Linked DNA regions of Homo sapiens: region 1 is linked to region 2. A link is an interaction called in ENCODE POLR2A ChIA-PET data of the cell type or tissue named here. Cell type or tissue: K562. All regions are shown on one strand. Links, peaks and the distances in the headings refer to the core of each region. The heading gives the core; the rest is flanking DNA.

What was found. ChIA-PET counts read pairs that join two places held together with the same protein. Peaks named below come from ENCODE experiments on the same cell type or tissue, not always from the same donor. Only the 100,000 strongest peaks of a DNase experiment are listed, where the experiment ranks them.
Region 1: POLR2A ChIA-PET joins it to region 2 with 7 read pairs; 2 of 35 experiments call an interaction of 5 or more read pairs at or near these places.

What each region holds. Positions count from the first base shown.
Region 1 is chr5:171,531,657-171,546,585 of GRCh38, forward strand. No RefSeq gene overlaps it. Among named protein-coding and RNA genes, the nearest start is that of FGF18, 120 kb to the left of the region's middle. In K562, for the core only: no CTCF peak of the experiment used is centred there; DNase peaks (open chromatin) are centred at 3,065 and 6,465; H3K27me3 peaks cover 3,898 bases.
Region 2 is chr5:171,423,068-171,437,996 of GRCh38, forward strand. FGF18 (fibroblast growth factor 18) reads left to right here. Exons shown (of 5, transcript NM_003862.3): 3 at 13,026-13,206. Among named protein-coding and RNA genes, the nearest start is that of FGF18, 11 kb to the left of the region's middle. RefSeq lists enhancers at 11,172-11,707, 14,119-14,627. In K562, for the core only: no CTCF peak of the experiment used is centred there; no DNase peak of the experiment used is centred there; H3K27me3 peaks cover 2,459 bases.

The sequences.
Region 1 (14,929 bases), core at 2,831-10,830, 110 kb after region 2:
ATCTTACTTGGGCATTTCTATTAAGTATCAAGTTGATGGTGCTTCGTATGTTTCATTAGATTTCTCTATTTTGTGCTTTTTTTTTTTTTTTCCTTCTTTTTCTTCTGTTTGGGTGTGCTGACATTTGTGCACTGTGTGAATTTGTTCCATGCTAACAGAGTGAGCCAGAACTGCTTTCAGGGGAAGGAAGACAGGGTGGGGCAGACAGGTCGGGCGTGTACTTGGCTTCATTGCACTTTATTATTTATGATATAGAGATTGCAGACATCTTTGTTCTTTTCTGTCTGTTAAAAGTATAGCTTACTTACTTTTTTCTCATTATAAGGAATTAAAGAAACTGGATAATAAGATGAATATGAAGAAAACCCTTAAATCACTGATGTTCCAATCACATTAATTTTTTTACATTTTGAGTTATTTCTTTCTTGTCTTTTTTACTCTATTTAATTTTGATTATTACAGAGTATGGATTCCACTACATAGGCAGTTTTTTCTTCCTGATTTTTCTTCATTTAATATTAGGTGATAAGCATTTTATGTGTTTTTGTTTGAATTTATTAATATATCTTTTACATATCACTGTAGATCTTTATAATATTATTTTAAGTGAATTAATAGGTTGACATCTCCCCAATCATCCCAATATTACTGAAGATTAAAGTTGTTTCAGTTTTTAAACTATTCTAAATAAAATTTAATTTTTTAAAAAAATATTGCTTTCCTAAGATAGATGCTCAGAAGTAGAATTACTGAGCCAAAGGTCTTGAATACTCTTAACAAATTCTGTTATACATTGTTAATTTCCTATATATATATATTCACATGTCCACATGTAAATATTGAGAATGCCTGTATGACTCCATCCTCATCAGCGTGGGCTGTTATATACTTTTAAACTTTAAAACTGTTGTTAATTTGACAACAGAGAATTGACATCTTCTTGTTTTAATTTATATTTCTTTGATTGCTGGTGAAGTTGAATTCCCTGTTTTTTAAAAAATAAGTTAAATCCAGATTTTTTTTCCTTTCCAACTTTTATTTTATGCCAAGGTGTACATGTGCAGGTTGGGTATATCATGGGTAAACTGCACGTCACGGGGGTTTGGCGTACAGATAATTTTGTCACCTAGGTAATTGGCATAGCCTCTGATAGGTAGTTTTTCTTTCTTTCTTTTTTTTGAGATGGAGTTTCGCTCTTGTTGCCCAGGCTGGAGTGCAATGGCGCTATCTCAGCTCATGGCAACCTCTGCCTCTCGGGTTCAAGTGATTCTCCTGCCTCAGCCTCTCAAGTTGCTGGGATTACAGGTATGCACCACCAAGTCTGGCTAATTTTGTATTTTTAGTAGAGACAAGGTTTCTCCATGTTGGTCAGGCTGGTTTCGAATTCTTGACCTCAGGAGATTCGCCCACCTTGACCTCCCAAAGTGCTGGGATTACAGGTGTGAGCCACCGTGCCTGGCCTCTGATAGGTAGTTTTTCAATCCTTACCATCCTCCCATCCTTCACCTTCAAGTAGGCCTCAGTGTCTATTGTTCCCTTTTTTGTGTCCATGTGGACTCAATATTTAGCTCCCACTTACAATTCATGTGAGAGCTTGTGGTATTTGGGTTTCTGTTCTCGCATTAATTCGATTAGGATAATGGCCTCCAGCTGTATCCATGTTGCTGCAAAGGACATGATCTCCTTTTTTATGGCTGCATAGTGTTTCATGGTATATATGTACCACATTTTCTTTATCTGGTTCACTATTGATGTCGGTGTTGGTTCCATGTCTTTGATACTGTCAATAGTGCTATGATGAACATACGTGTGAATGTATCTGTGGTACAATGATTTATATTTCTTTGGGTATGTACCCAGTATGAGATTGCTGGGAAGAATGGTAGTTCTATTTTGAATTCTTTGAGAAATCTCCAGACTGCTTTCTACAATGGCTGAACTAATTTACATTCTTACCAGCAATATATAAGTGTTGCTTCCTCTCTACAATCTCGTCAGCATCTGTTATTTTTGACTTTTTATTAATAATAATAGTCATTCTGACTGGTGTGAGATGGTATCTTATTGTTAAATCCCGGTTTTTTTGTGACATAATAATTTATATCCTTTGCCCACTTATTTTTTGATTTTGTGTCTTTCTTAACTAATTTGCCCTTGATAAAGATTTTAGCCCTTTAGTCATTTTTGGTAGAATTTATTGTTTTTTTTCCCCCCAAACTGTGGGTCTTGTCATGTTCATTTTGGCTTTTTTTTTTTTTTTTCATGTACAGATATATTTATTTGCTTTCTCTCTTGTCATTTCCTCAGATGTATCTAAGCTTAAACCGTCACTGCCTTTCAGTGGTGGATGGAGCCCCCTTTTTAAGCTGTGGGTGCTAGCCTACACTAGCCATTCAAAGGTTTGGGACAGCATTGGTATGTGGCCTGAGGGCTGGTTGTGACCACACACACACACCCTGAGTCACCAACGCCTGGGAGACTCCACCTTCTCCCCACTCTTCCCCACCTTTGGCTTCCCACGTCTGAGCGAGGTGTCTTATCTATAACAAAACCTTTTGACAAATGCCACAGCATGTCAAAGTCATTGCTGTGAAACTTCATGACAGGCTCCTTTGAACATCCAGATCAGTCATCTTCCTCCCACGTTGAGCATTCAGTACTCTCAAACGAGTGTCATAGATATGTGTGGCGTCACTGCCTCTTTCAGAAGCCATGGTGTGTAAAGGCTTAGCACCCAGGGAAAAGCACCTGCCATTGACACTCGGGCTTGGGAAATAGAAATATCCTTTCTTCCCTCCCCTTCTCCTTTTCTCCCTCTTCCTCTTTTTCCTTTGATGAATCTTGACTTAGCCTCCCAGGCTGCTGACAGTGGCACGGAGTTGACTTCTGCTCAAATGATAAGTGGGTGCCATGATCCCCAAATCGGGCACTTGATGTGAGGAGCCAAGGCAAGGAACAAAAAAGTCCTCGGAGACAGCCCCCAGCTGTGTCCATCGCCCCCAGCTGTCTCAGTGCTTAATCAATAATCCCCAGCACCTGTCAATCAGCAGTGACCAGGGACCTTCAGTGTCCTAATACTGGACACGGTGACTCAGCATTTTGGCTTTCAAAGACCTGCCCCATTTCTCTTTCCCCAAACCTGGTCCTACTGAGTGGGGTTGGCTTCCCTGCACGCAGTTCCCCTTGGCATGCAATCTTGGCTCTTTTAGTCTTTATGTTTTCTCTGTTCTTTTTGTTTATTTCAACTAATCATATGAAATAGAAGATATTTTACTGTTTTTGATCTATCAAAATGGCAATTTCATGTGGTTTAACTTAATATTTTCAGAAATTGTATAAGGGATACAGGAGTATCATAAAAAATAAGGACGACATAAACAAAGAATATACACAAATGTTATCACTGTTAAATTTTTTTTGTATAAACCTCTGTTTTTATGTGATACATTCACATGTAACTGTACACAGAGATTTTATAGAAATGGAATCTAACTACCTGTATAAAATTACCTTGTTAATTAGCAATATATTGTGAATGACTTTCCATGTCAATAGACATGCTTCTTTAACATCATTTTCAGTGTTTATTCTATTGTATGGTTGTACCATAATTAAGCATGACCAGTAATTCAGAAGATTCAGGACTGTGGGGGCAGGAGAAGGATGGGGAATGTGGTCAGAGGGGTAGGGGGCCAAGGTGGTGTAGGGTTACTAAAGCCAAGGCCGGAAAGACTTTTAAGATGCTTTATATTGTAAAGGGCCCTGGAATATTTGAATAAATGGGAAGGAGCCTCCAGCTCTGGAGAGGGGGACACTGGCAGCCAGAGAAAAGGTTGGAAGTCATATTCACTTATTCACTCATTCAAAAGATATTTATTGAACTTTTACTGTGTGCCAGACATTTTAATGGGGGTACTGCAGTGACTGAGACGGACACAGCTCCTACTTTCAAGGAGCTTATTTCATAGTGGGGGGAGACAGACTATAAACAAATGCAATAATTGCATATTAAGAAAAGTGTCAGGAAGGAAAATGAACAAGGAGTGTGATGAAGCTTCAGGAGGCACTGGAACAGGGGATGGTAAATCTTGGATAGGGTGATCGGGTACAGCAGCTCTGAGAAGGCGAGATTTGAGCTGAGACCTGAGTGAGTCAGGGGAAGAAGGTTCTGGGCAGAGGGACCATTGAGTACAACAGCTAAGTCAACTCAGTAAATGCAACCCCAGGTTTGAAACATTTTATTCATTCATGTCTTCACCCAACAGACTTGCAGTTGAGCTCCTCCTCTGTTTCAGATAGGAATGAGGAAATCAGATGTTACTCCTCCCTCAAGGAAGAGAGGCATCCATTCGCTTCGTTTATTCACTCATTCATTCATTCATTCAAATACTTTCTGAGTACCCATTATGTGCCAATCCTTAACCATTAATAAGGAAATGAAGATGAGTAAGAATTAGTTCTTTTCTTCCAGGGCATTTGGGGGAAAAAACAAGGAGGGTGAGCAGAACAGCTCAGAGAGAAGAGATGGTCCGCCCAGGATCATGATAGGACTAGAGGAAGGTGTCCTGTTCCCCAGCCAGAGTTTCCAGCCATGTTTCCTGTGACCCCAACCCTCCTACGTCAGTCCTTTTTCAACCCAAGGTTTATGCACACAGCTTCCCCCAGCCCACACCTGGAAAAAGCATTAGACATTTATATCATTGCAGGCCCTAAGATGAAGTCTATAAATGGTTCTGGTTGCAGTTCTCTCATGTTCACTGGATGTCATAAAATTGGCTCAGTGCAAACAGGGAGCCATTCCCTTTAACAGCTGGGTGTTAATGACTACACTGAGAGCAGTGGAGCTGTGTCCGGGTATCCCCCAAACAGCAACCAGAAGCCCTTGTCCAGTTGGTTGCAATTGTTATGGGGCCATCAGTCAGTGAGTGTGGAGTATCATTCATACCGAGGTAACCAGGCGGAGCCCAGCAGGAAGTGTGTAATTGGCCAGCGGAAGATTCAGGAATGTGAGTAAAATGAGCTTCAAGGCATACGTCTTCACCTGTTATCACGGCACTATGGAAAGACCCTTGATTCGGAATATCTCAACTTGGATTTGAATCCTGCTTTTGCTTTTGTGTTTTTTTCTGTTTGTTTTGTTTTGTTTTGTTTTGAGACAGGGTCTCACTCTGTCGCACAGGCTGGAGTACAGTGGCGTGAACACAACTCACTGCAGCCTCTACCTCCCTAGCTCAAGCAATCCTCTCGCCTCAGCCTCCTGAGTATCTAGGACAACAGGCACATGCCACCATATCTGGCTAATTTTTTCATTTTTTGTAGAGGTGATCGGGTATGTTTTATGCCGTGTTGCCCAGGCTGGTCTCAAACTCCTGGGCTCAAGCAATTCTCCTGTCTTGGCCTTCCCAAATGCTAGGATTACAGGTGTGAGCCGCCAGGCCTGGCCGTAATTTTGCCTTTTGCATGCTGGGTGACCTTGGGCATTTGGCTTAACCCCTTGGAGCCTGTTTCATCATTTGTAGAATAGGCATGTGACAGACACTGTTCGTTGCCCACTGAATAGTTATTACCTCCATCTAACAGAGCCCTGAGTTCATCCATGTTGATGATGTCCTTACCCTGGGGATGTGTCATGTTTGGGCTAAGCCAGTAATTGTTTTAAAAGCGGACATGTAACCAAATTCTGACCAACAGGACATCTGGTTGGAGGTTTATGAAAAACATTTTGTCTCCCTTTATTTCCTGCCGTGAATTCATTTGTGCAAAAATGTGGTAGTCACAGCTGAAGAAATCATCATAGAGCAACGAAATGATGAGCTTATAAATTAAAGCCCATGCACTGGGAATGACACAGGGGAAGGAGAGAAAGATCCTGATGACAACACTGAACTGTTGCATCAAACTGGGACTCTTTGTTACAGGAAGTAATTAAGTCTTTGATCGTCTTCGGGTGTTCTGTTACTCACATCTGAAGCATCCCTAGCTGACATAAGGAATGATGATTACTTTCTACAGCTCCTGGGGGAATTAGATGGCATTGTGTGCACTGTGCTAGGTATTTCATCGTCACCCTCTTCCCTGATCCTTGTTGCATACAGTGTGACCTCTTACCCAGGGCTGGAGAAAGCCTCACCTCACTAGAAAAGAGTGACATGTTGGTAGTGGCATTTGCAAGACAGTTAGTGGCTTCTAGAAATACTCACAGGGGCATATTGTAGTAAAACATAATTCAGAATAATTGTCAACTGTGCAACCACCTGACCAGTCAGAACCCACCTAATTAACTGAACATTTATTAAATGGGTGTAAGTCCAGAGTGATTCTTTCAACAGAGTTTGTCCCACATGTGAGGGGACAATGAAGTTGGTTGTCTTCATTTATTCTGACACCTATCCCATCCGAGGTAGTTAGTCTAAATCAATTAATATGATTTCACTCACCTTGGTAGTGATTGGCTCAGGAGTGGTCATGTGGCCCAGTTCTGGCCAATGAGATATGAGGGGAATTTACTGTGGGCCTTTTGGGAGAGTTTCCTCTTTCCTAAGAGACAGCCACAGGAAGCAAGGATCTGCCACTTTGCCTTGATGTTGCAGTGTCTGGTGGAGACATCTGGAACCACTGTGGCCATGTTACTGCCAGGCTGAGGATGAAATTAACACTGAGACAGGGAGGATGGCTGGAAGGAGCCCACTCTGGTGGCAATGCTCAGTTACCGCAGTGCCAGTCCTGGAGCCTGACCTACCCATGGGGTTTCTAATACGTAAGCTAAATATTTACTTATGAGTTGGGGTTTTTGGTTTTTTGCTGAAAGCATCCTGTCTGATACTCTGAGTTTACTTAAGAGATTTTAGTTTATGCAAAGAAAATCCAGATGTATACCCAGTTTTACGGCACCAGGCTCTTGCAAGAAATGAGGCAGGGCTTTGGTAAGGAAGGTGGCACCATGCTTGTTTTTATGGATTGGCTAAGAGGCATCCCTGTGCCAAAGCTGGACAAGAGAGCTTGGCTCTGTTGAAGCTGCAGGGTGGTAAAGGAGCGGAGGTATCTCTACTGTATTAGTCTCCAGTGAAACAGAACCAATAGGCTACGTGTGTGTGTGTGTGCATACACATACGTGTGTATGTGCATGTGTGTGTGTGAAGAGAGATTTATTTTAAGGAATTGGCTCACTTGATTATGAAGGCTGGCAAGTTCAAAATCTGCAGGGTGGGCCAGCGTTTAGAGACCCAGATGAGAGCCAATGTTGCAGTTCCAGTCTGAAGACCATCTGCTGCAGAATTTACTCTTGCTTAAGGGTGGTCAGACTTCTTGTTCCATTCAGGTCTTCAGCTGACTGGGTGAAGCCCACTCATATTACAGAGGGCAATCTGCTTTACTCAAAAGACACTGATTTAAATGTTAATCTCAGAAACATCCAGAATAATGTTTGACCACATATCTGGGCACCATGGCCCAGCCAAATTGACACATAGCATTAACAATCACACTTGCCATAATGTTGTCATAGTGATGACAGTGAACTTGACAAGCACTCAGGAGATGGATGTGCAAAGATGCACTAGGTCAGTGTCCTTAGCAGAGTGAACTTGACAAGCACTCAGCACATGGATGTGCAAAGATGCACTAGGTCAGTGTCCTTAGCAGAGATCCAGGATTGATGACATCCCCCCCTGTCGTCCACAAGTCCAGAAACCTGTCCCCTATCACCACTCCGGGTCAGGGCTGTATATTTCTCCCCTGTCCGACAGCCATAACAGGCACCCTACTTCCAACCCCTTCCTTCTTCCAGCAGCCTTCACTCTGATTGTGCCCCAACAAGTGCCACTGCTCAAAAGCTTTTGATGACTTCCATGTGAAAATGGAATGGAGATGAGGCCTCTGAGCCTGACCCTGAGGTCCTTGGCATGCTGTCCTGTGTCTTCCCATGTGCAGCTTCCATTGCTCTTCCCCCCAAATCCTTCCTTCTACTGTCTGCTTTGCTCAGACTAGCGCATCTCAACCCTAGTTGCACATCAGAATCCCAGAGAACTTTAAAAAAATACAGATGCCTGGGCCCCACCCCAGACCAATTGAATCCCACTGTCTGGGAGTAGGGTGGGGGTCTGTGTTTGTTGTTTTTTTTTGAGATGGAGTCTCGCTCTGTCGCCCAGGCTTGAGTGCAGTGATGCGATCTCAGTTCACCCCAACCTCCACCTCCTGGGTTCTAGTGATTCTCGTGCCTCAGCCTCCCGAGTAGCTGGGACCACAGGACTGCACCACCACACCTGGCTAATTTTTGTATTTATAGTAGAGACAGGGTTTCATCATGTTAGCTAGGCTGGTCTCGAACTCCTGACCTCAAGTGATCCGCCCACCCCCCTGCTTCCCAAAGTGCTGGGATTACAGGCGTGAGCCACCATGCCCGGCCCAGGGGTATGTGTTCTTAAAAGCACCCCAGGTGCTCCTGAGGAACACTGCTCTAGACGGTCTTCTTCTTTCCCCCATCCTTCGTCCTTCCCTGAGGAAATACTTTTATTATTAAAGGACTTCTCACAGGCCCCTCCTCCAGGCTGTCTTCCCTGACCAAGCTCTTCTAAGTTATTATAACTCAGAGCCCTGTTGCCCGCTGCTCTGTTCTTAGCACCCTCAACTAATTCGGCATTGTATTTGGCTCTTGTGTGTCTTATACCCCACAAGTTCCTCTGTGCATCCTAATATGGACCATATTTTGTCACTGTGCACTCTGCCTCCTCTCCTAGGATGCTTAGTCAAGACTCCCTTCTTGTCTTTCTGATGGACTCCTCTTCAACCTTCAAAGCCTTGCTCGGACATCATTTCCCTAAGGACCCCTTCCATGAGCCTGCACTAGAGCCCAGAACCGACTCCCCTGTGCTGCCTCTGCCTGCTGCCAGTGCGTTCATTTGCTGCTGTGCCCCTCTCCCCCTGCAGGGTGAGTGTCGTGGGTGCTGAATCAATGCCAGTCAGATGGCTCTGCATTTGCCGTGTGTGACCACCATAACCATCTTTACCCACATCTCACCGAGTACTGACTCGTAGTAAGCATTTGAAGGTTTGCTGAAGATGAGAACATTAGACACTGGGAACTACTAGAGTGGGGATGGATGAAGGGCTGAAAAACTACTTATTGGGCACTGACCTGGGCGATGGGATCAACCATACCCCAAACCTCAGCCTCACGTAATATACCCAGGAAACAAACCTGCATAGGTAACCCTGAACCTAAAATAAAAGCTAAAATTAAAAAAAAAACAACCGGTTTGCCGAACCGAACTTGAGTAAGGAAGAAAGGGAGGAAAGGAGAAAGGAAAGAAGGAAGGAAGGAGGAAGGAATGAATTGAAAGAAAGAGGGAGAGGAAGGAAGGAGGGAGGGAGGGAAGAAAGAATTCAGAAAGAGAGAGAGTGAAAGGAAGGAGAATGAAGAAAGAAAAGAAGGAAAGAAAGGGGGAAGAAAGAAAAGAAGGAAAGAAAGAGGAAAGAAAGAAGGGAGAAAGGATGAAGGAATAGCAAAAAACCCGATTAGAGAGAGGTAGCTGAGTCTTTGGGGGTTGTTGTGAGAAGCGTGGCATAGAGGGAGAGACAGCCACAGAACACTTTTTAAGAAGCCTTTTTGAGTGTAAGTCTTTTTGAGTGTGTCTTTTTTTTTCCCCCACTAAGTACTCTCGGCCCAAATCCCCAAAAGAAAATAAGCGCTTGGAGATAAACACATCTTCTAGGGAAGTTTCTTTTCCCTCCCCAGGAACATTGCTGGGAAGGTTTCTAGAGAAGGGAAAATGGGTCCCAAATGGCTGAGTCATTCAACATACAACAAGCAAATGGTCAGGGCTGGCCGGGGAGGGAGTGCGGGTGGCACTCAGGTTGTCTCCATGGCCAGCCCACACGGCCCCGTCTCATGGCTGGAATGACAATTGTCACCACCGAGGTCCTTACTACTGTCCCTGCCCCAGGGCTGCTCGGTCTCAAGGGCCTCCTGGGATGCTCCCTGGGCCTTTGCTCCAAAGCTGCAGAGCCCAGCCACAGATGAACCGGATCCTTAGCCTGGCCAGGGCCTCGCCCCAAACTGGGAACGGAGCTACGTCCCAGCCTCTGTCCTGCTTGGCTGATGTGATTCCGCCTTCGCCCCCAAGTCTAGCCAGGCCCCGGTTGGAGCTGGAGCTGGGAAGAGAGATAGGGGAACATTCTAGGGAAAGAATCATAGGTGCAGGGCACTCTGAAAAGTTGGGATTGCTACCCTATTTTATGGATGAGGAAACTGAGGCTTATGGAGGACAAGAGACTCGCCAAAGATCACACAGACAGGAAGAGACAGGGCTGGAATCGGAGCCCTGGCCTGTTGGTCTCTTCAGCTGCCTTTTCCCTCTCTGCTGTAGGTCAGTATCTATGGAGGTGGAGGTCATACGCTTCTTTTTCTCCCAGGTGATGTTTGCCAAATCATTTTAAAGAAAAAAAAATAAGGCAAAAACAAGGAGAGTAGATATTTTGGGTCAGAAGATGACCTCTGATCTACTCAAACTGGGCTCAGATGCAGCAACCAAGAGGGCAAATGTCTTTTTCCCTTAAGAGTTGATAGGTATTGACTGAGCCTGGATCCTTGCTGGACTCTGCTGGGGACTTGGGAGACAGCCATGGATAGGACAGATGTGGGCCTTGCCTTCATCAACTCCATAGTCTAAGCCTGGCTACCATCTGACCCCAGTCAAGCTGGTACTTGGTAGTGTGGCACCCCGGGCCCTATAGTCCCATGTCACTTGACGTAATGTCTTGGGCTTTTGGTCCTAGGCAGGGCTGAATTGGGAAGGGATGGGGAAATTGAAAAGGAGGGGCAGATGGTTAACTAGCTGGGACATGCAGGGATGGGGTGACCTGGAGCTTTCATAAAAGAAAGGGGATGAGGGGAGGAGGGAATGTATATTTAGAAATAAAGAGTCTGACCAATTTAATGGAGAGAAGAAGGGAAAAAAATCCAAGTCCCCGCAGTAACCTGTTTGCAGGAGCTGCCTAATTTAGCAGTAAAGCATACACACTGGCCCTGGCATGGGCTGGTGGAAGGTATTTCCTCCCCAGCCTGGGTCAAGTTTCATTCATAGGTACTGTCTAAAATTAGACCCTCTGCTTTCATTCTGGTCCAAACTCCCTGCCTAGCGTAATATTTGGGAGAAACACTCCCATTAAAAGTGCGCCTTCCTCCCAACGGCCCCTGGCCTGGGAAGGGCTGGGTCCTGTCCTCGCTGGCGGCCGCTGCGGCTCATAAACCCGGGTCTAAATTCAAAGCATCCGCTCTGACTGGTGACCTCTGGCTCCTGAGCAAACCATGCCGCCTCTTCCAACTCACACCCAAGGCCTGGCCAGGTCACTGGGAGGGACCCATTTCACGCCTGTGACCTTCTGTCGAGGGGAGTGTGAGGGCAGCTCCTCCTCGAAGGGAAGAGGGGCCGGACACCCCTGGGGCCATGTGCTGGGGCCTCTTGTGGGGGCATGTCCTGCTGTCTTCTCTTCTGGGCTCAGAGAGCCTGCCAGCTAGACTGGCCTGTTTTATCTTTATTATTATTTTTCTCTAAATTAATGTAACATCAAAGAAAGACTCAGTGAGACGGGAATCAGCACCGTGTTCGGGCTGCTTTATTCATTTAATAGGCATTGACTGAGCTTCTTGTGTTTGAAGTCTTTTGGTGGTAACAGAAATGAGGACACTGTGGGAGCGCCCGGCCTCCTAGAGTCAGACTCCAGCCAGGGATGGGCTGGAACCCCAAACCAAACATGGTGGGAAGCCCCAGAAGTGTTTTCTCTTTATCTCTTGCCTCTACTTCTCTCCTAGCTGGGTTTTAACTCTTCTTTCATGGTCTGCGGGCCCTTCTGCTCCTCGGTCACCGCAGCAGAACGGGGATCTTGTTCCTATGGGCTCTGTTCCAACCATCTGTGCAGAGCTTGACTCTTCTTCCTGGGTTCCAGTTCCAAAGCCCCAGGGAAGGTTTCTAATGGGCTTAGCTTCTACCAGGTGCCTGCCTCTAGACGGCGCCAGGGGCGGGGCCATTTACTAGCATGACTATTCTGCTGGACTCGTGTGAATGGCATGAGGAAAAGAAGTGAAGGGGCAGTTTGAACACCATGCAGTCACTACTCAGCTAGGGGCCTGTGGAAACACAGCAAAGGATCTTAACTCAGGCTTGGCAGGTCAGGGAAGCTTCTTGGAAGACCTGGAAGGTAACCTCTGAGCTGGGTGAGTTGGCTTTAGTCAGGACCTGAGAAGGAAGGGTAGGGAAGGCTGTTCAAAGAACAGCCCAGGCGAAGACCTCAGGGCAAGATCCAGAACTGTGGGGTAGGAATCCCAGCAGCACTGCGTGCCTGCTGTGCCAACCTTGGGCAGGTCACTGCACTCTCTGGGCCTCGGTTTTCTCATGTGCAAATGGGAATCCTAACACTCTTCTGGAGTTATGAGGATTCAGTGAGATCACGCCTGTAGTAGTGGCTGGCACTGGCTGGGGGGCAGGGCGTGCATTGAATCTGTCAGCCCTGGGTGGAGACACCCTTTCTGGTCAAGTAGTATTCCATCAGCTGGTTCCTTTGCACCTTCAGGTCTCAGCTCAGACATCACAGGGACATCACCAGAGAAGCCCTCCCCGACCAGCCTTCAAAATGCACTTTCCTTTCAGATCCTAATATGCCATCTTGTTTCGGCCACAGGGTTTTTCTCAACATGCAGTGAGGGCTGGGGTGAACAATGAGAAGGAGTCTTAGGGGAGGTTAGCAGGGCCACTCAGAAGGCAGCGCCACAGCTGCCACAAGCATGCAGTTCAAAGGCTTCGGTGCTTGAGCCCCTTACCCAGACTGAAAGTATCCGGAAAACTGGGGTGGAGTCCTAACCACCCTGTTCCCCAAGACTGCTCCAACTGGGCTTTTGAAGTTGGGAAGGGAACTCTGTCCCTAGGCTGCCTGGGACGTTGAGTCCTAGGGCCCCAGTGGAGGCTCCTCACCCTCCCCACCTCACTGGTACTCAAATGGATGAGCTCCGCCTTGCAGAGTTGTAGACTGATGCTGAGAGAGACAAGAGCGGGGCTGGCCCAGGCGGCCACATCACCAGCCTTGGGGTCATGACTTAACATCATCAGTCCTGGCAGAAAGGCTGACCCCCCTCTTCCCATGGCCCACCACTTACCCCCTCCAGCCCGCACACAACTGATTCTGAAAGGAGGATGTGAGCACACATGTTTATTTGGAAGGTAATTCCAGAAAGTGCTGGCAAGGGGAACAGGGCTATGAGACAGAGAAGGGCTATGAGACAGAGAAGGGCAGGAGGTCAATATGGGGGTCGTTAGTGGTGTGGGTCTGGGAGTGGTGTGGAAAGTGTGCCTTTCAGGCTGCCCGCCAGGAAGTGGGAGCAAAGTGTTCCATGCCAGGCCCACGGCCATCGTTTGAGGGGCCCTGCAGGGGATGTTAGCTCCCCATACCTCTGGCTTGTCCTGTGTGTAGTTAGCTTTCAGATAGGTCATAAGAGCTTCACTTGGTCACCTCTGGGTCAACATGCAGGGTAATGGAGAGTGAGGAGGGTGTATGGACAGGGGCTTGTGGCAGCTGTGACCCTGCCCTCTGAGTGGCCCCGCTAACCTCCCCTAAGACTCCTTCTCATTGTTCACCCCACGCCTTACCCCAAGGACCGCCTCACTGATTCCTGAGCGCTGACTTTCTACTGGTCCATCAACCCCTGATGAGTTGCCCACCCTAACTCCACCAGGACTCTTCATGTCCCCACTTAACCTTCCGTTGGCTCCTGTTCTCTTAGCTCAGCTCCTGCCATCACCCCTGTACGGGGGCTTGGGGATGTGAGTGGGATTGGGCTAGACATCCTCGCCGGAACAGCGGGAGGGTGGGTCCATTTCCTGAGCATCTCCTCCTGGGAGCTTCCCTGGCCTGTAGAGTGAGTCATGTCCTCCGCCTCCCCCTACTGGGCCCCCTCCCCGTCTCAGAGAGGGATGCACTCCTGCCCTGGTCCGGCCTGCTTCCTCCCATTTCCCATTGAGGAGCAGGGATTTGTTCAGGCCCAAGTGGTCTGGGGGACCATGGGCCCTCCAGCTGGGCTCAACATTTGAGCCCCTTGTTGAGCGGCCTTGGGGAAAAGTGCTCAGGTGTTCTATGTGGCTCACCAGGTCCTGGAGGCACCAGGTGGCTCAGTTCTCTTGGGGCCCTGGACAAGGGAGGGAACATACTGCCCCTGTCGCTGCAGCACGGCTCTGAGGAAAGTTCGTCATTGCTCTTCTACCACTGAGGACCAGCGGCTCAGAGGTCAGTTCCTTGCCCACGGCCACATAGCCAGCCGGTCTCAATCCAAAACCCAGGGTTCTAAATCCTCGGGATTACTGAGCAGCGGTGTGTCCAGAACTGTGCTGTTCACCCTGAGAGGGGCAAAGGGAAATATTACCCGGGCCACCCTGGGGAGCCTGGTAGCGCGGCTGACCTGCAAGTGCTAAGGGCAAGGCCTGGAGGTCATGTACCTACATCACTTCTGCCTTCATCCCATCGGCCAAACTTCAGTCACATGGCACAAGCAGCTACAAGGCTGGGAGATACAGTCTGGAAGAGGAGACCAGGGTTTGGGAAAGCACTAGCAGTATCGGCCTCAAGTCTGTGTGTGAAAGCGAAGGGCAGGGCCTCCTTTCTGCTTCGGAGTTGACAACCTGACTGCCCTCCACCACGTTTCACTGTCCCCCACATGGGTCTCTGTTCTTCAGAGGGCCACAGCTCAAGCTGTCCGGCCCACATCCTGGAGCTCTGGGATGGCAGTCTCCCATTCCAGGCGCTCGAGCCTCACAATTTTTGATGCCCGTGTCCTGTACTCCCCCCATAATGGCCCACAGTTGTGGAGGTGTGCCTGGCTTGACTGACCGATGGGGATTCCCGTGTGAGAAAAAAAGGTAAGGCCCGCTGTGCAGGGGATAAGCCC
Region 2 (14,929 bases), core at 2,995-10,994:
GGAGTTTCTGGGCCCCTCCTTTCTTCCTGTCCATCGCTACCGGGCTCAGAATGGGTCCCTGCCCCCAGCTACGTTTCCATGAGCACATTCAGTGCCAGACACTGTCCTGCCCACCCCCAAAGTGGTGAGCCCGCCCTCACCCGCTGGCCACCCTGGGAAGTGGGAAGCTGGGAATTTAATAAAATCCCTTCATCCCTTCTCCACACGACTCAGGACACCGTAGATAGCTCAAATTGGAAGAATTTTAAAAATTTCCGTGGGGAGCAAACGGCGTGACCAGTAAATTGCTTTTCTGCACTTGGCTGAGCTCTGACAATGACACCGGGCTGGGCCTTTCACGCAGCTCGGCCGGCACCTGCCTGACATTGTTCCTGCCGCCAGGCTCGGCTAGGTCCTGGCCTTCCCCAGACAGACCAGGCATGAGGCGGGCCAGGCTCGGCGGGGTGGGGGGGCATCCCCTGGCCTCTTGTCCCTCCTGCCAGCCCCTTAGCCCCTTGTCCCTCCTGCAGCGCCACTTCCTCTCTCACCACAAGAAGTGTTCAAGTTTGGAAGTTTCCTTCCACGCCCCCTCTCGGCCTGACCACCCCCACACCCAGCCTCCTCAGTGAGGTTTAGACCCTTTCTTTAAGCTGGTTAGGATGGGGAAGCTGGAGACAGTGTCCTTTGGTGCAAAAAGAGGATGGGATGCTCTGTTAGTGGATGGCACTTTTTTTTTTTTTTTTTTTTTTTTGTGCTCTGTCACCCAGGCTGGAGTGCAGTGGCGTGATCTTGGCTAACTGCAACCTCTGTCTCCTGGGTTCAAGTCACTCTCCTCAGCCTCCCAAGTAGCTGGGATTACAGGTACACACCACCATGCTGGGCTAATTTTTGTATTTTTAGTAGAGACAGGGTTTCACCATGTTGGCCAGGCTGGTCTCGAACTCCTGACCTCAGGTGATCTGCCTGCCTTGGCCTCCCAAAGTGCTGGGATTACAGGTGTGAGCCATCCACCTGGCCTTTTAATTTCCTAAAGCAACATCATCCATCCATCCACAGTCAGGTATTCATTCAGCACATACTTGCTGGGAGCCTGCTTCTTGCTGCCTTGGGAATAAGGTCTAGTCAGTCCCTGGCCTCCAAGAGCTCCCAGTTTAAAGGGAGAAAGTGCCAGATGAACAGAGCCTTGTCTATTCTGCCCCCTCCTCTCCCAGCACTGTGAAGTGGAGTGAGGCAGGCACATACATCTTCCTCCCGTTTAGCAGGGGAAGAAACTGAGTCCCAGGAGCAGTGATTTGCATGAAGGAAAAAGATGGTACTTGTAGAAATTCTAAAGTGTCCCTTACATTGGGAAGCTGGTTCACTTCTTTCAACCATTCTACAGGGAGGCCAAGAGAGGGTAATAATTCTGTTTCACAGATGGAGAAACCGAGGCACAGAATGAGGAAGGGATTTGTTCAGACCCAAGATGCTGGATTCAAGATCTTGTATTCTTTCTACCATAGCAGATGGACCTTCTTCTCAAAGAATCCTGAAATTATTCAGAAGAATATTGGTGGGCCCATGGAGTCCTTAGAGACATGCTAGGGATCTGCAGTGAGATTCTCTTTGGATTCTGGTATAAGGGGGATGTTGAGAGCCCAGGTAGGCGTCTCTGGGCTTGAGGGTGTCTGACTTGGAGTCTGCAGGTCCTGATCCTCCTGGAATGTGTTGATCTGAGAGGGTCCCAGAGTTAGAGGGGGGTACTTGGGGGCTGGGGCCCAGAGGATTCAGCACTCCTCTTCCAGCCTATCCCCAGCAGAGGGGGAAGGGGGAGGGGGAGGGGAGGGGGCGGGGCTCCCCATCAGCATTCCTGAAGCTTGGGAGTGTCACCCGCTCTGAGATAAGGAGGTGGATTTTTAGAATTTCTTGTGGTTGGCACGGCCAGTGTCAGCAGGCTTGGGGCAGCCCATCGGTCACAGATGCAGCCTCCACCCTGCCCTGGGCAGCTCCAAGGACGCACTGGACCCCCAAAGGGAGACTAGAGGGGTAATGGGAAGAGACTTCCATTTTCTGCAGGGCCTTTTGGTTCTGACCTAGTCCTCTAGCAGGAGACTTGTGGGTGTGGAAAATTGGGGTGCAGTCACATCAAGCCATCAAAAACAACAACAATATTCATAGTGACCACCAGGTATAGTGCACTCACTACATGCCAAGTGCTTTTTTTGTTACTGTTGTTGAGTTGGAGTCTCACTCTGTTGCCCAGGCTGGAGTGCAATGGTGCGATCTCGGCTAACTGCAACCTCTGCCTCCCAGGTTCAAGCAGTCCTCCTGCCTCAGCCTGCATGCCACCATGTCTGGGTAATTTTTGTATTTTTAGTAGAGATGGAGTTTCACCATGTTGGCCAGGCTGGTCTTGAACTCCTGACCTCAGGTGATCCACCCGCCTCGGACTCCCAAAGTGCTGGGATTACTGGCATGAGCCACTGCACCTGGCCGCCATGTGCTTTTTTTTTTTTTTTTTTTGAGATGGAGTCTCGCCCTGTTGCCCAGGCTGGAGTGCAGTGGCGTGATCTCGGTTCACTGTAAGCTCTGCCTGCCGGGTTCACGCCATTCTCCTGCTTCAGCCTCCCGAGTAGCTGGGACTACAGGCACGAGCCACCATGCCCGGCTAATTTTTTGTATTTTTAGTAGAGATGGGGTTTCACTGTGTTTGCTAGGATGGTCTCGGTCTCCTGACCTCGTGATCTGCTTGCCTCGGCCTCCCAAAGTGCTGGGATTACTGGCATGAGCCACTGCGCCTGGCCAGCCATGTGCTTTTGCACATTATCCAGGTCAAGCCTCACAACCAGCCTGGAACTAGGGAATTCTACAGAGGAAGAACAAGAGAGGCACCGGTGCATAAAGTAACCTGCGTTTGGTCACATAGCAAGAGAGAGGCAGAGCTGGATTCAGCTCTGTGTCTGTCCGGCTCTAGGACTCAAGCTTACTTGTATGAGGGCTCTGGAGTGTGGCTCTGCTTTCTCTTTGCTGTGTGACCTCGGGCAAGTTACTTAACTCCCCTGGGTCTCAGCTTCTGCATGTGTACAATGGGAAAAAACAACCAAAGAAATCATCCCTACTGCCTCAGGTAGTTGTGGAGGGACAGTGCATCACCCAAACTCTTGTTTGTAGTCCAGACCCTGCTCCTATGCCTCTTACTCTAGGAGGGTTCCCTTGCCCCCTGCCCGCCCCCATCAGATATAGAGTCCTTCCCCAGGGCTGCTGCCTTGTCGTCACTGTGGGAGGGGAGGTGTTGATTTCTCCTTTCTGTGGGTAAGGGCTGCTCTGAGGAACCTCTGTATGCTCCTAGCTTTTGCTGTGTTGGCTCTTCTCTAACTCATAAGACCCCATGGCAGTGCATGGAGGGGAGGGCTGGCCTTAGAAGGGGCTTGGGCCTGCTGTCAGCACTGTGGGCCTGAGCATGGGGATTTATTCTGAAACTGCAGCAGGTCAGGAGGCCCCGTGGGCTTTGGTCCGGCTTGCTAGCAGTGTGTTTGCTCTGACGTCTCAGTGGCAAAAGGCCTCAGGCCATTCAAAATGCTGTTGTGCCAAGGATGGGGCCAAAGACAAGCCCCCTGTGGGCCACAGAGTGGAATCCCTGAATACCTGGGTTCCAATCCTGGCTCTGTCCTGGGCTCACTGACCTCTCTCTCTGAGCTTTGATTTACCCGCCTGGGTATCAGTGAGGCGAGGTCAGTGGCTTCTGTGATGCTTGAATGCATAGGCTTTGGCGTAGGGGAAACCTAGGTTGAATCCTGGCTGTGCTTCTTGGCAGCTGCTCTGCAAATATTCCTTAACCTTCAATTTTCTGCACCTCAGTTTCCCCATCTGTAAAATGGGATCATGAGAAATACCTACTTCTGGCCGGGCGTGGTGGCTCACGCCTATAATCCCAGCACTTTGGGAGGCCGATACAGGCAGATCACTTGAGGTCAGGAGTTTGAGACCAGCCTGGCCAACATGGTGAAACCCCGCCCCTACTAAAAATAGAAAAAATTAGCCGGGCATAGTGGGTGCCTGTGATCCCAGCTACTCAGAAAGCTGAGACAGGAGAATCGCTTGAACCTGGGAGACGGAGGTTGCGGTGAGCCAAGATCACGCCACTGCACTCCAGCCTGGGCAAGAGCGACGCTCCATCTGGGAAAAAAAAAAAAAAAGAGAAATACCTACTTCTTAAGGGTTATTGTGAGAACTAAGTGGGATATTGCACACAGAGTAGCTAGCACAATGGCAAAACACTCGATGAGTAATTTAGTAAAAGTAATTGTTCAATCAATTATATTGTCTGTGTTAGGTACGTAACATGCTGTGGGGTGCTAGGGAAAGCTAGAAAGGACGTGTTCCTTGGATCAGTGACATCAGGCCTCCTCCAGTCTGAGTTGGGAGCACAGGCTTTGGACTTAGGTCTGGATTTAATTGCCACTCTACCACTCAAGACTGTGTGGCCTTGGGCGAGGCCCTTAACCTCTCTGAGTCTCCACTTCCTCCCCATGGGCAAAATAAGGATGCTCATCCCACTCCCCTGGCCTGTTGGTAGGAGTAATTGATGACTAGCTATGTAGTAGGCACTCAAATATAGTGTTGCTCGTCATCAACAATCCACAAACATTTATGGGACGCTTGCTGCATACCTGGCCCTGGACTGGTTTTGAGGGGAATGAAGAAGGTATCCAAGGCTTTTCCTTCCAAGTGTTCCCCATGAAGAGATGGCACGTACTTCGAGAAGCTCTGTTTCCCCCGATCCCCATCCCACCTTCTGCCTTGGAATCGCATAGCGCTTGGCCACTGTCTTTGATCCAGGGCGCTCTGCGGGGCTCACAGGGATGGGTGGGTTCTGGGCCCAGCACGCTTCAGTTGGCCGTGTGACCGAGTGATTGACTGGCCTCTCTGTGGCTTATCATTCCTGTAGGCATCAGGACAGAACCTCCCTCCTGGGGTTGCTGAAAGGGTGAGTTCCCCCTGCCCGGGGGAGGCACTTGGCATAGCGCCTGGCTCATGATAAGTGTTAAGTAAATGTGAGCTGCGTATCTGCATTCAACTCTGGGGTGTCTCAAGGCCGGATTGTCCACCAGCCCACGGGTTCCTGGAAGTCAAAGGGAGGTCTGACCCCTGCTGCAGGCACCATGGCACCTGGCACAGACCTGGCATGCTGGAGGAATGTTGGGTCAGTGAGTGGAGGTTTGAGGGAGAGGTTCTCTGGGGACCGGGATCCAGACTGAATCCCCCCACCCACTCATCTGTGCCAGGGGCTGGGGCACAGAGAGGGCCAGCACCTATCCCAGCCATTGGAAACTTGAGAGAAACTGGGAGTATGTGCTGGGGAGCAAGAGCTCAAGGGTGCAGCAGGTACTCTGCTGACAGGCCTTGAACCAGACTCTGGGGCAAGAGGGTCTGGCCTGGGTAGATGTTTCACGTAGACCTTGAAATAAGAGCAAACCGGGTGAAGAGGACACTGTGAGCCTCTGCGTGCGTGCATGTGTCTATGCGCATATATGGAAGAGCCTTGCAGGCATATGGAACGGTGCTACTGGAAGCAGGGATCAGCCTGGTGGACTCACAGAGCTCCAAGCTGACTGGGGTGGCTGGCGCATCCATTCCCAGGAATGGGGATGATGGAAAAGACCGTGGTGGGCTTTGAATGCTGGAATAAAGGGCTTGTTACCTCATGGGCATGGATGGCCATTCTCCCTACCCAGGGGCTTTAGGGAGCTGGAATTGAAACAGGGATCAGTGGGAAGAGGAAAGGGAGAGAGAGAACAGGCCATGGGTCTTTACGGCTCCAGGGTTGGCTGCCTGCAGCAGCGGTGCCCATATTGATGATCTGTACCATGAAGGCTGATGTATGGGGAGAGGGAGGCCGACCCTCGGGCCCAACCCCCCATCCTGCAGTGCCCCCCTCCCCTGCTGATGGCTCAACCCTGCCAATCAATACATTGATAGCCCTGGGAGCATAATGGACAGTCTGGGGGGTGGGGAAGGGCCCTTTGCGGCGTCACTGTCTGTCCTGGCTGAGTTGGTGTGCGGAGTGTCACAGGAAAGAGGCCAGAAGCCCGGGGTTGAGGAGGTGGGGGCACCCATCAGAGCCACACTCAGATTCAGGGTGGGCCCGGCCTTCCTCCTCCCCTTTCCATCCATGGGAAACTCATGGGCTTCAGATCCAGAGATGGGTTCAGATCGTGGCTCTTTCAGTTTCTGTTCAATTTGGGCCAGTCCCGTGGCCTCTCTGTGTCTTCCTTTGTCACCTGGAACACAGGGATAGTAATAGTTTCAGCTGCTCAGGTTGTGTGAGGAGCGGACATGGGCCCTGGCATGGGGGCAAGTGCCCAGCCAGTGGGAGCCAACGTGAGCTTCACTCTCAATGACAGTAATCCAGAGAGCGTCCCTTGGGCCAGAGTCCAGGAAGAGTTAGGGGAGCTGCGTTTTCAGGTGGAGAGAGTGGCTGACTTTATCGGGAACCCCCACTGGAGAGGAGTGAAGGTCTCCAGTTTGAATCCAGAGTTTGGAGAAGCTCTGAAAGCCTTGGCTGGCCCGATGCTGCTGCTGCTGGAGGAGCCAGGTGGTGTGGAATGTGGCTGGAAGTCTGGGGGCTGCCCCTCCTGGGACCAGGGAGACCCTCCCTTTCTGGGCAGGTTGCCTGGAGACAGGAGCATGGGTTTCATGAAGCCTCAAGGATCAGAGGATGAGGCCTGGGCGGGAGAGGCCGTGGGGCTGCATCCCTGTCTCTTGGGTGGGGGCAGAAAGCTCAAGGGCCCCAGCTTTTTGTGGACAATATTCCAACCTCCTTACCCCCAAACTATGGCCTGTGGCCTGAACCAGTTGTCGTCCTGGAAAAGTAGAAAGGAGGTGGGTGAGGAAGAGGAGGGAGAACAGTGGCAGGCGAGGGCAAAGCAGGAGAGAGCCTGGGCTGGATTTGCATCTTGATTTCTCACCAATTCTGTGACATAGAACAAGTGATGTAACCTCTCTGAGCCTCAGTTTCCCTCTCTGTAAAATGGGAATAATAATCGTACCAGGCTGAGCGCGGTGGCTCACGCCTGTAATCCCAGCACTTTGGGAGGCCGAGGCGGGTGGATCATGAGGTCAGGAGTTCAAGACCAGCCTGGCCAAGATGGTGAAATCCCGTCTCTACTAAAAACTATAAAAATTCACTGGGCGCGGTGGCAGGCGCCTGTAATCCCAGCTACTCCAGAGGCTGAGGCGGGAGAATCACATGAACCCAGGTGGCGGAGATTGCAGTGAGCCAAGATCACGCCATTGCACTCCAGCCTGGGCAACAGAGTAAGACTGTGTCTCAAAAAAAAAAAAAAAAAAATTGTACCAACTCATAGGGTTTGTTCTGGGCATTACATAGGAAGACATCCCTCAAGAGATTCCTAGCACAGAGGAAGTGCTCAACACACAATGCCTGATTAAGAAACAAAACTAAACTAAAGAAAAAAGAGGGCCGGGCGCGGTGGCTCACGCCTGTAATCCCAGCACTTTGGGAGGCCGAGGCGGGTGGATCATGAGGTCAGGAGATCGAGACCATCCTGGCTAACAAGGTGAAACCCCGTCTCTACTAAAAATACAAAAAATTAGCCGGGCGCGGTGGCGGGCGCCTGTAGTCCCAGCTACTCGGGAGGCTGAGGCAGGAGAATGGCGTGAACCCGGGAAGCGGAGCTTGCAGTGAGCCGAGATTGCGCCACTGCAGTCCGTAGTCCGGCCTGGGCGACAGAGCAAGACTCCGTCTCAAAAAAAAAAAAAAAAAAAAAAGAAAAAAGAGTAATGATTGTTACTAATATAATCTTTTTCTGAGATAAATATTATCAACAGTCCCCATTTTGCTGATGGGAAAACTGAGAGCTAAAGAAGTCGAATAAGTGGGTTGACTGGGGGTGAAGCCAGGTGACAGCTAAGGTCAGCCAGTGCTGGTTCCTGTGTGAGTGTTGCGTGTGTGGTGTGTGTACATAGGTGATGTGTGATGTGACGCACATTTGTGGAAGGTGGAAATGGGGGCCAGGAAGAAAGAGGAAAATCCCAAACATGCTTTTCAGCCATGAGTGGGCTGGAGAGGCTAAAATCTTCAAGCCAGAGGGAGTGATGGAGGCTGCTGGATGCTCTGGTGTGAGGTGGTACCTTGGTTGATCTCTGGAAGCTGGTACTAGGCTGGGGGCTCACCTCAACCTCTTTTCATCACGTGGAAGGTTCTTACCAAGGTGCCTAAGAGGGGAAGCTTGCAAGGTAGACAGGGCTCAATTGTAAGGATGACACTTGGCTGTTGTCCTGGGTAATAGGGAGCCTGGGCAGGGACATGGCATCACATTTTGTGTTAAGAGCTGCACCGGGAGAGGATGAGACCGAAGGCAGAAGGTGGGTGGGCTCTGTGCCACTGAGCCCCATGATTGTCCCCAGGGCCGGGGGACCTTGGAAGGCTTGGGGGAGGGATTTGAGCCTCTTGGGGCCTCGTTGCCTCTGTGTAGTTGCTGCATTGGTAGAGTGAAGATTTCTACCAGAACTGAAGCCCTCAAGGCAGGGGAAGCAGGGGCTGGGGACAGTTGGGATCTTAGGCTGAAGGGGACCCTAGGCCACCATGCTGTGAGAAAAGCTGCTTCCACCCAAAAGATAATCCATGTGCATGGCGTGGCAGGAAAGGTGGAGTGACAAAAGGCACCTTGTTTCCGTAGAAGACTTCCTTTATGCACCAACCCTTCTCTCCTTTCGAGAGTTGCAGCAGACTGGGCGCGGTGGCTCACACCTGTAATCCCAGCACTTTGGGAGGCCGAGGTGGGCAGATCACCTGAGGTCAGGAGTTCAAGACCAGCCTGGCCAACCCTGTCTCTACCAAAAATACAAAAATTAGCCGGTGTGGTGGTGGGCACCTGTAATCCCAGCTACTCGGGGAGGCTGAGGCACGAGAATCACTTGAACCGGGGAGGCGGAGGTTGCAGTGAGCCGAGATCGCGCCACTGCACTCCAGTCTGGGTGACAGAGTGAGACTCAGTCTCAAAAAAGAAAAAAGAGTTGCAGCAATTTGATTTTCTTCAAACCGCAGCTTTTCAACACCCCTGATCATTGGATGCCTGGAGGGGTGTTAGCCAGGCCGACAGCAAAATTGACTGTTCTGGGAAGACCTTGAAGATAGGCCCCCCTTGCAGGGCACCGAGCCAAGTGACCTGCCACGCAGCTAGTAGGACAGGAGAAGTGGATGTTCCCGAGGCAGCCCCGCTATGCATGTGCTCTGGCAGCAGACCTTGAAATGGGCTTTAACTGGTGCTCACCTCCACGGGTCGCTGAGGTGCCATGTCTGGGGGTCATTTTCTTCTTCTTCTTCTTCTTTTTTATAAAAATTATATTTACTTATTTATTCATTTATTTATTTATTTCAGACAGATTCTCACTCTATCACCCAGGCTGGAGTGCAGTGGTGCAATCTCGGCTCATGGCAACCTCTGCCTCCCAGTTTCAAGTGATTCTCCGGCCTCAGCCTCCTGAGTAGCTGGGATTACAGGCATGCACCACCACACCTGGCTAATTTTTGTATTTTCAGTAGAGACAGGGTTTCAGTATGTTAAGATGGTCTTGAACTCCTGGCCTCAAGCTGGTCTTGAACTCCTGGCCTCAAGCGATCCGCCCACCTCGGCCTTCCAAAGTGCTGAGCCACTGCGACCAGCCTAGGGGTCTTCTTAGCAGAGTGTCTGGAACAGGGGAATGCTGGGTAGTCAGTTGCCTTAACACATCCCTCTGTGGGGCACTCTGGTTGGTAAGTGGGAGGGCTGATGTTGGCCTCCAGATTTCCCTCACTTTTGGCCGCCGCCTTTTGGCATGCGTTTGCTGGTTGCCTTCTGAGGGCAGAGGTGAGATTCAGGGATGAACCAGTCACACTGGACTTGGGACAATAAGCCATTGCAGTAGAGTGTTCGGGGGCCCTCACCCAGCCTGGGAGGTGGGGCTAGGAAAGGCTTCGGGGTAGGACGTGTCACACCCTCCAGAGGTCTTGCCTGGGAAGCCCGGGGTGCTTCCTGCCTTTCCAGGAGAACAGACCTTGTTTCCGAGCCAGAGGCCACCAGAGGCCACCCCCGCCACCTCCCTGGGGGCTGATCTGGCCACAGAATGGGGCTTCAATGGTGGGAGCTGGGCAAGATGGATTGTTCCCTCCCGCATCCTGGGGAAGTGCCACCCGATAGCCCCTGCTGACCCTGGGTCACCCACACTGCCTCTGTCCAGTGGGCCAGGGAGAAAATCATTAATGGGAGGCCGGCTTCTGGGGCAGGGCAGCTCCCCTTGGGGACCTGGGGGAAGGAGATTGGTTTGACCTCTGGTCGATAAGGTCTCCTGTGAGCAGGAGGAGAGTAGAAGGACAGGGAGGGGACGCCAGAGGCCTGCCCTTGGGGGAGGGGACAGGGCCAGCCACCTCCGGAAGTCATTCCAGGAAGGTCAAAGGCCATGGGTGGGGAGTCTTCCGGACAAATGCCCACCAGGTGTGGGCCTCAGGAGCACTGGAGTTCTTCTGTCCCTGAGCAGCAGGATGTGGAAGGAGGCGGGACCCAGGTATCAGACCCGGGCTGTGAGTGGTGACTGTGTGTGGCTGCTGAGGGCTGGGGGAAGTGAAGAGGAGGCACACATGGTGGGCCAGCAGGCCAGGCCCTGCCTCACTGGGCTGTGTGGTTTGGAGCAATGGACTTAACTTTTCTGGGCCTTAGTGTCTCCATCCATTCAATGAGGGTGATAAGCGTTCTCATGGTGCAAGGTTGTCAGGACTATCAAAAGCAATAGCATCTTCCCAGATATAAATCTGGTTTGCAGGGCTTCACCTAGGGCCCCATAAAGGGTTCCCTTGTGTTCTATCACTAGTTACCCCTACTGAGCCAGGCACTGCTCTGAGCACTTAATATATTGCTTTATATGTTTAACCTTTGCAGCCACTCATGAGGAGGGTGCTGTTATCATCACCCTATTTTATAGGTGAGGAAACAGGCACTAGAGTTTAATAACTTGCATAAGGTCCCTTAGCTAGAGAGTGGCACATCCTGGGTTTTGAACCCAGGGCCAGCTCCTGACAGCACTGGTGGGGCAGGCAGGGCCCCGCAAGGCAGTGGCCTGGGGCTGCCCGCAGGGGTGGGGCACAGGAAACACAGTCTTTAGGGTCACAAGGCCTGGGGTTAATTCTGCATTACTGCTCTGGGGCCTTGTCAGTGGAGCTGACAGTTTCCTCATCCATAATGTGGGATGATGCTTCCACCCTGAGGACAATCATGAAGGTTCAACAATGTGGTCCTGCTGACATACCTGTGGGCCCAGTCCAGGATCGGGAGATACATGCAGGTCAGCTTGGGGACAGAGATCCTGCTGTAGCAAATGAAGGAAACACATCCCTGCCCTTGGGAGCTCACAGCTGAGAGGTGAGACAGATGTTTGGGCAGCCAGGGTCCCAAGAGCTCTGCCATGGGCTGAGTGGGGGCGTGCCAGCGTGGGAATGGGGGTCCCTTGTGCCTAGCATTGTGATAGACTTTGTGGGCACACAGGGAACAAACCCAGAATGCTGTCTGGGCTTCAGGAATGGCTCAGCCTTGTGGTTGACATGGGATAGGACATGCATACAACCAGCAGGGTGTAGGGGACCCTGCTCCAATGGTAAATGGCACAGCAGGACTCCAGGTCTTTTCAACATTTGTTTATGTATCCATTCAAGAAGCGTTTGAGTTTCTACCGTGTTAGGTGCTGCGGATATAGTGGCAAATGAGAGACACTGCTCCAGCTTTCTCTCCCTTTTTTTTTTTTTTTTGATGGTGCTGCCAGTCTACTGGGGCCAAAAGACAAAACCCAGATAAGTGCTGGAAAGAAGCGCAAAGCATGGTTGAGGGGAGGGAGAGTGTCAGAGCTGGAGGTGGCTTCAGAAAGGGGTCCAGGAAGGCCTGCTTGAGGAGGTGACATTTGAGCAGAGACCCGAGTGAGCTCAAGGGGTTAGAATGTAAGGATCTGAGAAAGAGCATCAAAGCAGAGGGAAGAAGAAGTGCAAAGGCCCTGGGGCAGGAGTGTGTTTTGATTTTGGAATGCCCAGAGCCATGCCAAGGTGGCCAGTGGCCAGCGTGGCTGGTGGGGAGGGAGTGGTGGGAGAGGAAGGTGGGAAAGCAGTCAGGGGCTCACCTTGTAGGGCCTTGAGGCCTTGGAGGAATCCTTCACTGAAGTGTGATGGGAAGCCCCGGAGAGTGTGGAGAGGGGATTGGGTTTGGTAGAAGAGAGACTACCAGGGGGCGAGAGTGGAAGCAGAAGGCCAGTGAGGAGGCAGGTGCAAGTTGTCCCAATGAGAAGGGAAGGAAGATGAGCACGATATGTGTTGGTATAACCAGGGAAGGCTTCCTGGAGGATGTGGACAGGCACAAGCTAAGCCTCAAGGGAACTGAAGTTTTGGTGGCAGATGCAAAACAAAGGCTTCTCCTAGAGGAGCTCAGGATGTGGGCAAATGCTTGGTGTGGGAGCCAGCATGAGGACACTTGGGGTGTGGGGAGGAGACCCCAGCATCAGCTGCAGGGGGAGAAGTCACAGCGGACTTGGCCTGTTGGTTCCCTGGATGAGGCTTTCCAGGCCTCCTTCTTTCCCCATGGACCCAGCGTTCCATCCCCTCTCGTTCCTCACCCATCTCCACGTGGATTGGAGTACTTTTCTTCCCGTTTGCTCACTTAGTCCTCACAGCTACCCTGGGATGGAATCAGGGTAGGAGCTCTGCCCCACCATTTTACCGAGAATCGTTCTTGCTTTAATATGTGGCTGTGGTGGAAAGAGAAGCTTTGTTGTCGCATAGACCTAGGCCTGATTCTTAGCTTTGCCACTTTCTGGCTGGGCCACCTTGGGCAACTTGCCTCGCCTCTCAGAGCCCCGGTTGCCTTGTCTTTGAATGGGGGTAGTGAGGGGGTGGTTATCAGTGTGTGCCACGGCCTGGCTCAGAGCCGGTGTAGAGAAGCCCTTGGTCTTTGTGGTGGACGTGGCTGGCTCCTGCATGCAGTGGGCCTGGGACATCTGGGGTGGCTTACTGTGTCCTTTTCCCTGCCCAGGTGCTGGTTGCCGAGGAGAACGTGGACTTCCGCATCCACGTGGAGAACCAGACGCGGGCTCGGGACGATGTGAGCCGTAAGCAGCTGCGGCTGTACCAGCTCTACAGCCGGACCAGTGGGAAACACATCCAGGTCCTGGGCCGCAGGATCAGTGCCCGCGGCGAGGATGGGGACAAGTATGGTATGTGCCAACCCTCTCCTCCTACTCCGTGTACCCGTGTACATGTCCTTCCTGGCCTCAGAGACCTCAAGTTCAAATGCCAGCCTTGCTGCTCCTGGCTGTGTGATCTTGGACCTGGCACTGACCCTTTCTGGGTCTGTTTCCTGATCTATAAAATGGGGATGCAATAGTGAATCCTTGAGAGCATTGTCAGGAGTACTAACTGAAGATGTGAATGAAAAGTTCTTTGGCCGGTAAATGCCCCATAAGTCGCATTTGCTGTGGTATCAGTGGCTTGCCTGGGATGGCCTAAAGCAGGTGGCTGTTCCCATGCCACCACTCACCAGCCCCAGGTTCAGCCACTTCAAGGGGCAGGAGCCTCGAGGTGATGCTTTTAGGAAGCTGCTGGTGGTGAAAATCAGCCTAGTGTGTGTGTTATGTGCGCGTGTGCATATGGGTGCTTTGAGCTTGAGCCTGTGCACCTGTGATATGTGGCACTCATTAACACCTTGGGCCATGGTCCTGTTGACCTGCCCTTGACCCTGGAACTGCCCAACCCTCCTGGAGTACTTGGGAACTCACCCCGCTCCCCTGCCTATGCTGCCTCTGCAATGGCTGGGAGGAGTGAGACATCCCAAGCCCCTGGTCCACAAAGGTGCTCAGCAGTGAGTGAAACAGGCAGCGCTCCGCCTTCCCAGAGCTTGGAGGGCCTCTGGCCTAGACAGACACTGAGCAAATACCACGCAGATTATTTATTTAAAATTGCCAGGCCGGAAAAGCGGAGACTGCTGCGAGGCCTCCTGGTCCTTGCCACTCACTGGGAAAGCACCTGCCCCCACCCATTCCTGCCTTCTCAGGCCCAGGTTCTAGGAGATGGCCCAGGCCCCAGCCTTGGGCCTGGGGATCTGGGGCCGTGGTCCTGTGTGTGGGGCCAAACCTGCCAGCCTGAGCGTTTTTGGGACGATGCCCCGCCTGCCTGCCAACCCTGCCCGTTGCAGTCAGGACGTGACAACAAGACAAATAATTTCTTGGACCTTTTATCTTGGACACCATTTATTTTCCCTCAGCCCCGGGGCAGGACTGACCTCATGGTAGGGCCCAAGCGTGGCAGCTGCACCGTCACTGGGGGCTGGGCCAGGCCAGGCCAGGCTGGGCAGGGCTGAGCCATGCTGGGCTTGTGCACCTCCGGGCCAGCTGCCTCCCTTCTCCCAGGCATCACTCTTTACCGCCTCCGTTCCCCTCCCACTCTCTTTCCCCTTCTTCCTTTCGCAGCTTTTCCCCGTTCCCCGTTTTGTTTTTGTCCACCTCTCTGTCCCCCTCCCCACCAGCTCTGTCTCCCTCCTTCGGACCACAGCTTCCCTCCTCCCCACCTCTCCCAGGCCCTCTGCTGGCTGCCTCTATGGGGCCTCCCATCCCTCGTGGCCCCCTCCACAGACGCCTGGCTGTGCTAGGCTGACCCAGGTGGTGGTTTTCCCTCGGATCTGCTGTCCAGTGGCTGCCAGAAGGGGCAGCTGGCTGGCCGTGGCAGGAGGAGGTGCCCTTCTGGGGAGTCCCAGAGCTCTCATTGGCCCCTCCAGGCTGGGAGAGTACAGGGGGGTCAGACTCTGGTCTGAACCATCTGTCCACGCCCTGAGACAGGAGGCGGGAGCTCGAGAGGGAGGGGAGCCTGGAAATGGCCGGCCCCTCACCCCAGAAGTCACTTGCCCTCTCATTCCCTCTGCCTGAACTGGGAACTCAGGGAATC